2 separate regions of the Homo sapiens genome follow, and region 2 is linked to region 1. A link is a contact called in ENCODE Hi-C or POLR2A ChIA-PET data. All regions are on one chromosome and are shown on one strand. The core of a region is the stretch at or near the end of the contact, and the rest is flanking DNA. Distances in the headings are between cores, read along the strand shown.

Region 1 (3,817 bases), core at 1,095-3,594:
TCCTCTGTTCTCCATTCTACTCACATTTAGGAAGGATATGAACAACAACAACAATAAAACCTTGCAAAGAAAGTAAAATCGATAATGATTATATCCCTGTCTCTTTCATCTGTAAGTATAAAATTTCAACTAAATTATTCTCCTAATAGACTTGGATACAACCCTGTGGTGGTTTCTAATGGCTCCATAATAGAGATAGTAAACCTTGTAGCTATGGTCAGGATGCCCTAGGTTTTAGTCATAAGTTGCTAATGTTTGTTTCAATAACATTTGCTCTTTGGCAGCTTTTACAGCTACTTAACACTAAATTCCCATTTAGTCAGGAGGATCATTCATATACTGTAATGAATGATGTCACCTTAAATCCTTTACTATGTAATTGCTGGATGTTACATTTTATAGTGGGGCATTTGATGGTGTATTTGTTTATGCTAAATTTTATGACAGTGACAGCTGTATCTTGGAGGAATGACCTTTTTTTTTTTTTTTTTTTTTTTTTTGAGACGGAGTCTCACTCTGTCACCCAGGCTTGAGTGGAGTACAGTGGCACCGTGTTGGTTCACTGCAACCTCCGTCTCCTGAGTTCAAGCAATTCTCCTGCCTCAGTCTCCTGAGTAGCTGGTATTACAGGAACCCACCACCACACCCGGCTAATTTTTTTTTTTTTTAATATTTTTAGTAGAGACGGGGTTTCACCATGTTGGCCAAGCTGGTCTCGAACTCCTGATCTCAGGTGATTACCAGCCTTGGCCTCCCATAGTGCTGGGATTACAGGCCTAAGCCACGGTGCCTGGCCGACCCTTTTCGTTCATAGGAATCTAGTTTCAAATCTTTTTAAGCAAATAGTTTCATCATATTTGCCTTCTGGCTTAGGCTAGGTTCCCCTGAAAGAAAAATTTGAGACTAGGAATTGTGTGCAAGCAGTTTATTTGATTGAAGAAAGCAGAAATTAAGAACTAGCAAGAGTGAAACAGAAGGAAGAAAAGCCAATGCAGAACCCATTATTGAGTTGGTCATAGGGTAGCTAGGACAACTTGCCAGAATTTTCCACCCAAGGATAGACAAGATGAAGCATTTGTTCATTAGCTCCTGAGCCTTTGGTTTCTGGTTGCCTCTGGGTGGGGATAATGTCTTTAGATCTTGAGTTTCAGGCTGTTCATGGGTGGGCGTGTCAAGAAGGCTCTTTCAGGTTTCCTACCCTGTAGAACCAGGAAATATCCACAGCAGATAGTAAAAGATGTGTAACGCGTGCTGAGGCAAGATGCAGTCAGTACAAAGGAGTTGAAGTCCACACAGAACTGTTGCACCAGCTGCAGCTGTAGTGACACCCACACAGCTAAGAGGATGTGAAGCAGGGCACAGGAAGCATCTGATGCAATTTACCGCTTGCAATATTCAAATTTACTTATCTCATGTTAAATCTAATCTGTTGCCATGTCTTCAAAATGATGGCTGGCCTCAATCTCTACAAAAGAGCTAATAAAAATGTTTTTGTTTAAAAAATAAAAATAAAAAAGCTCCACTCCTCCACTGCAACTGTGTATGAGGCCATATTTGATATTTATCATCTACCACCTTCACTCATTCTAGATTTTCCTCATCCTCAGCCAGGAGGAGTTTAGTCGGTTTTGTTTGTCTGAAGGAGTCAATCGGACCTTTGTATATGCGGGGTCTGAACCTTTGATTTTTTTTTTTTTTTTTTTTTTTTACTTTGTCACGCCCTGTTCACTGTAGTTGACAGTTCACTGCTCTCATCAGGCCTAGATGTACCACAAGACATCTCACTGAATCATCTGACTTCCAGATTCATTCTTCCTCCTGCTGCTGTGCATATGCAACCTTACTTTCTCATTATAATTAGGGTCAGCTATCCCCATGAATATAGTAGCTATTTTAGTTGCCCTCTTGTACACATCATGAGTATCCATAGTTACCATGCAGTGGTCACAGCTTTGAGTTCATGATACTTACTAATCCCTGTTAGAAGCAGAACTCTCCCGTATCCCAAGAATAAGAATATCTAATTCAGCAGAGCCAAAGTTGCAAAACCCAGAAGCATACATGCTGCAGATAGGTTACTACGGGGGCTACTCTTACTCCTACCTTTTGGTCCTTAGACCCACATATTCCACCTACTGGAGACACCATGTCATGTAACATCATGTATCAATGGTGTGCCATGCATTGATTCAGTGAATATACTGCAACTTGGAATATTGAACCCCCAAAAAACAGGATCCTGTCTCCAAACTACTACCTAAGCAGACACTTTAAGAGGCCACTTCATTATTAGATCAGGTTGATTTCTTCCAAGTGATGTGACATTTAGTAAGAACGGCAGATCTTAAGATCACGTGCCTGGTGTTTCATTTCCCTCATTTCCTTGATTTCAGGCAAGATCATGAATCACCCCACATTGCTAATTCAGCATTCTTAAAGATCTGGAATGGTAGGGCAGGCAGAGACACCATAATCAGAGAAAGCAAACCCATAGAATGAATCACTGTTCCCCCAAGGATGGAAGGGGTCTGATGTTGTCAGTTTGCTGTCAAACACCTGGTTTGTCCTGAAGGGGTCAGTATCTGCCTCTGCTGCTGGAAGATCATGTAATCAGTGGTAGGTAGCCTTGGGGAGAAAAAGCCATGATGTTGAGTGTGTGCAGCATCTCCATCTCTGCCACATGGCCACTCCACTCATGGGCCTATTGTGCATGTTGTAAGTGACTAAAGAGAGGCTAAAGAACTTCAACTGACCAGTCATCTGGTACATTGGCTTACCCTCTGGTAGATGTAGACAAGGATCTGCATGCTCTGGATACATTCTTATGAATCTTCTAACATTTCCCAGGCTTCTTGTTTCTAATCTTTCAGACTGTCTCCTTCCAGGCCTCTAAAGAGCAGGAAAAGTCACCTTCCATTGCCTGGAAATCAGTCTATATTCTAACCTCAGGCTACCCTCCTCTCAAGATGGCTGCTTGCCTCTCTGTCCTGTGGGAGGATTTCTCTTCACCACAGTCCTATAAGATGACTGGGTGGGTCTACGGTGAAGCTGCAGTCTTTTTTTTTTTTTTTTTTTTTTTTTTTTTTTTTTTTGTGCTCACCAACATACTGAGCTAACCCATCCATGAATCAGGCTTGAGGTTTTTTTTCATCATTCATCAGCTGGCTTCAAGCATCTCCATGAAGCCCTAGGGGTGAACTCAGGGAGAGGCACCAGTGTTAACAGTGACAAGAAAAATGGGAATTTGAGCCATCTGTTCATGGAACTTTCTTAATCCCTCTAGACCTGTTTAGGCCAAATTCTGAATATAGCATTTCAATCCATGGATTGTTGTCCACTCTATGATTCAGTGAATTCAAAAATACCCAGGTCATCATGAGAAGCTGAAGCCATAGAGTTGTCTGATGTCATATAATTAGATATTCCTTCTCTATTCTGACCCAGCAATAGGCCAGAAGCTACTTTTCAAATGGGAAGGATATTTTTGCTGTGGAAGGTAAGGCCTTCCTCCAGAACCTTAAAGACTTTCATTGTGAGGCTGTTAGTATAACCTACCACACACTCCACAGTAATATTATATTTCACTTTCTCACTAAATTTTCTGAATCATATTCCCAAGAGTCAAGGAGCTCACATGACAGCCTGGACCTGCTGCAGGCATTGGTAGTTATGAATAGCCACCCTGGTATATGAATGACATTCAGAAATACTCCTATTGTCCAATCTACTAACTTATCTAGTAATGACAGTCCCGGGCTTGTGGTCATATCACCCTATGAGAATATCTGAGTGAGGCCCAGATTCCTGATTGTCTGCA
Region 2 (3,583 bases), core at 662-3,161, 220 kb after region 1:
TATGTATGTATACATGGAAAGAGTATTTAAATGCCACTCAACTGAAATACTGCTAATGATGGTTCAGAATCTGAGTCCATACATCAGTACTGAAATATCCAATATTCTTATATATGCATGTGTTTTATTCTCCAACTTGACTTACTTTTTTGCGGAAATCTAAGTGTTAATTTCGTAGAAGGCAGAGGCTATCACCTCTCTGGTGGAATTACCACGCCTACAACTCTTTTTGGGGTTTTTTTTTTTTCTCTTTTATGGACTGATGTTCACATTTATATTTAAGGCTCTTCTCATTTGATTTGGCTGTGGCCTGTTTTCTATCACTAGAAGAGAACCCATTCCTGTATTTAATATACAATCTTTCCTCATGGAAAACATATTTCTGCTTCACAGTGCCCTTTGTGTGGATTGATGCCCTATGATATTTTCTTCTTTTTTTTAGTAATTCAGCTTTCAATATCAGCTACTGCCTTAGCTCAATAACCACTTACTTTATTAGCAAATTTATCAAAGTTTTGAACAGCTCTCAAGTGACAAAGTTTTACTGACACTATATCAAGTCATAAGAAGCCCAGTTAAAATATATAATCAATAGAAGAATGTCTAAATGATCTGAATCTTTACATTTTACACTGTATCTCATTTTGTTTTAAGGAAAAAAAAAATGTCATTGTGTTTCTCTACATACAAGATAGGTTTTGCTGTTTAGGTATATTTTCCCTCTTTTTATTGTTTTTCTGAAAATGTAGTATTTTCATAACCTGTGACGCAAAAAAAAAAAGTCATTAAACTCTGGCTTATAAAAGGAAACCAGATAAATCTATAGTGGAAGGGAAATTAAACATTGTGATGGTATACTTAATATTTGCAGTATGGGATTGAAGTTATCAATCATCATTATTACCATTAAAAGTACTCACTATGAAACCCAAAGCTATGCTAAGTGCTATAACAAAAAGAGTTTAAACAAAACACCCTGCCTTACACTATAGAAATACATTATCAATGTAGATACACCTAAGATGTATTACGAGCAAAATAAAAATACTAAGTCTATACATGAAAAGACAGTGAAGAATTTACATCATAGACAAATGCATTAGAAGTAGAAGACATGGATACATAAATTCCTGAGAAAAGTAGCCATGAAATTTTCCTATGGCTGAATTGACAGTAGACGCCAGCTGTTCACTGATATCAAAAATGCAAAAATGTGGTTAGATTTAACTACTTAAAGTTGATAATGCAGTCTAAAAGTAAACATTTTAATTGTATGAATTTTCACTTCTCCTTAAATGGGTAGATAGCATGAATATTAATCATGGAATAGATGATGAGTACACACCCTTCTGTTATGAATCTAATTGTCTATTTTGTATTTCCACAATGTCTAAGTGGGAATTAAGTGGTTAAAACTGAGCACTGCAGTTAAAGTGCCCAGCATTCCCTCTTTCAATTATTTCCAGATTTAATCATGATTTGTGTTTTGAGCAAGTCACTTAAAGTTTCAATAACTTAGTTTTTCAGGCTGCAAGTTGGGGTTTGAAATTATGACTTCTATTTACACTGAGCAAGTGAAAAAAAGAGATATTAAATGACCAACAGTACATTAAGCCCAAACTTACCCTTTCTGCCCACTCTGACATAGGGAGTTATGTGCAAAGTTCTGGGAGCTCTGAAACCACAGGCGGGGGAAGGCAAAGCAGTATTTATTACAGCCCCATGAATTAGCACAAGCGTGAATGCCCTGGAAAGGAATAAACAGGAGGCTGGAAAGAAATGTAATAAACTTGATTTCTTTTTTTCAATCAATTTGGGATAAGGTGCTCTTATTTATGTAATTTGGAAAGTAGTTAAGCAGGGTAATTCCAATACAAGAAGTTTGTGTTGGAAAATGTGAGTGGAGATAATTCAGTACTTTGTTATGTAATCCCTATGATGGTGTGAGAAGAGTTTTGGAACCTCTGGGGATTAAGAGCCTGACAAAACCTTATTTTGTCTTTTTTTTTTCTTTGATTTCCTGCTCTGAATACTGCAGAGTGGTAAGATGATGGCACTAAAGCTACTGTTGCCAGCTTTGCCCTTGATGTCCTTTTGGAATTGAATTGAAATGTTTAGAGCTCCTAGCTGCTAACAAAACTATCTACCTACACTGATGTTGATCTCAATGTCAAACCTCACCGATAAAGTGAGAACAAGTAGTGTAGAAAGCTGTGTGTAATAGCTTTTCTGAAGTATAATGACTCCACTTTCCTTTAGCAACATTTCTGAAATGTTGGCTGTCCCAGCACTTCCAAATTTCAAAAAAAAAATAATAACAACATGTAATTGTAACATGGGAATACCGCGAGAACAGCAGTTTGGCAGGAAAAGAAGGTATTTCAAAATAAGGTCCCCAGAAAGAGATGTTCTGGCAGATGCACAATTTTGGATCATATTATCCAAACCGTTGAATTCTGGAAGATTTGGGGGTTTTCTTTTTTGGTTCCCATACCCTAAATGGGAGTAGATATTCGTCGTCCATCCAGAGGGCATTGTTTCCCCTTCCTGTTACTAAAGTGAGAAAATAAGTATACTAAGGGCACCCATTTACAGTAAGCATTCGTAGCTCTAGAGGTGATTTTTAATAGCACAATAGCTGTGTCAGGTATAACACTTGTGTTGGGCTAATGCCTATTCTCATATGTAATACTATTAACTGAAGATCATCTTAGAAAGCCCACTATCCTAACATCTTAGAAAGCCCAGAATTCTAACTCCCCTCTGGTGAGAGCAGTTTTAGCACCAATTAAGTCTCTCAACTGGTTAAGAATGGTATTTAAAGCTAATGCCTTTGGCCTGTGTGTTGAGATTTGAATTGCCTATTGTTATTGAAAATTCTCAGTCTTTGAAAAGCATTCTATTTGTTCAGGCTTGACAGAAAAGATCTCCAATGGGAAAAGCAGAGGAAAACATAAAGGAAATATAAGTAAATTCTAGAATACCTGGAAAGCTAGTACATTTCAGGTTAAGGTTAATGTTTATGGAGGTAAAAATACCTAGGATTAAGAGTGATTGCTCTAGTCTCTTATGCAAATCAGATTAAATATTTCAGAGTTTAAACCCATATCTCTTTTGGCTCTATTTATTTTCAAATAAAAACTCAAAGTGGGAATGGAAAAAAAAAACTACTCGTTGGCTTAACATAAATCTTTAAACTGCAGGAAGCTTCACCCTCAAAAAGTAGTTGAATCTCTGAGGGAAAAGAAAAGGCTGAATTCTATTTTTCATAAATGATGGATTATTGTACCACACTGTGTATTTTCCAGTAAAGTGTCCTTTTATTTGCACTGTGTGATTACAAGTTTCTAAAAGTATGTGTGGGGTCACTTGGGTGCTGTGGGAAAATGGAAGGAACACTGTTCTGTTAAAATCAGTAGTGAAATCAGAAGCAAACTATGTCCCGATTATCACAGGCATGTGTTTAAATTTTGCTTTCCTTAATTGGTTATGTTGTATTTACTTAAAATGAACAATTTGGCAAGTTTTTCTCCCTTGACAACAGAAAAGCGTAAACTGTTTTATAAGTTTGGCTGTTAAAATC

The links. Hi-C counts contacts between places; a loop is a spot of excess contacts on that map. ChIA-PET counts read pairs that join two places held with the same protein, here RNA polymerase II (POLR2A). Pooled maps may share reads with other maps.
Region 2: a loop to region 1 is called in a map of ascending aorta, with 4 times the contacts of the local background. The contact joins two enhancer-like sites. A Hi-C loop is called at or near these places in 1 of 168 maps with a recorded cell type or tissue (ascending aorta) and 4 of 50 pooled maps. POLR2A ChIA-PET finds 5 or more read pairs at or near these places in 1 of 52 experiments (PC-3).

Annotation. Positions count from the first base shown.
Region 1 is chr2:143,260,852-143,264,668 of GRCh38, forward strand. The region is part of intron 6 of ARHGAP15 (Rho GTPase activating protein 15); the gene reads left to right. Among named protein-coding and RNA genes, the nearest start is that of ARHGAP15, 130 kb to the left of the region's middle. Within about 2 kb of position 2,345, at least 10 of the 41 ENCODE cell types and tissues checked have a DNase peak (open chromatin) inside an H3K27ac peak, as active enhancers do.
Region 2 is chr2:143,479,105-143,482,687 of GRCh38, forward strand. All of the region lies in intron 8 of ARHGAP15 (Rho GTPase activating protein 15), which reads left to right. Among named protein-coding and RNA genes, the nearest start is that of ARHGAP15-AS1, 300 kb to the right of the region's middle. RefSeq lists enhancers at 1,692-2,205, 2,435-3,195. Within about 2 kb of position 1,912, at least 2 of the 41 ENCODE cell types and tissues checked have a DNase peak (open chromatin) inside an H3K27ac peak, as active enhancers do.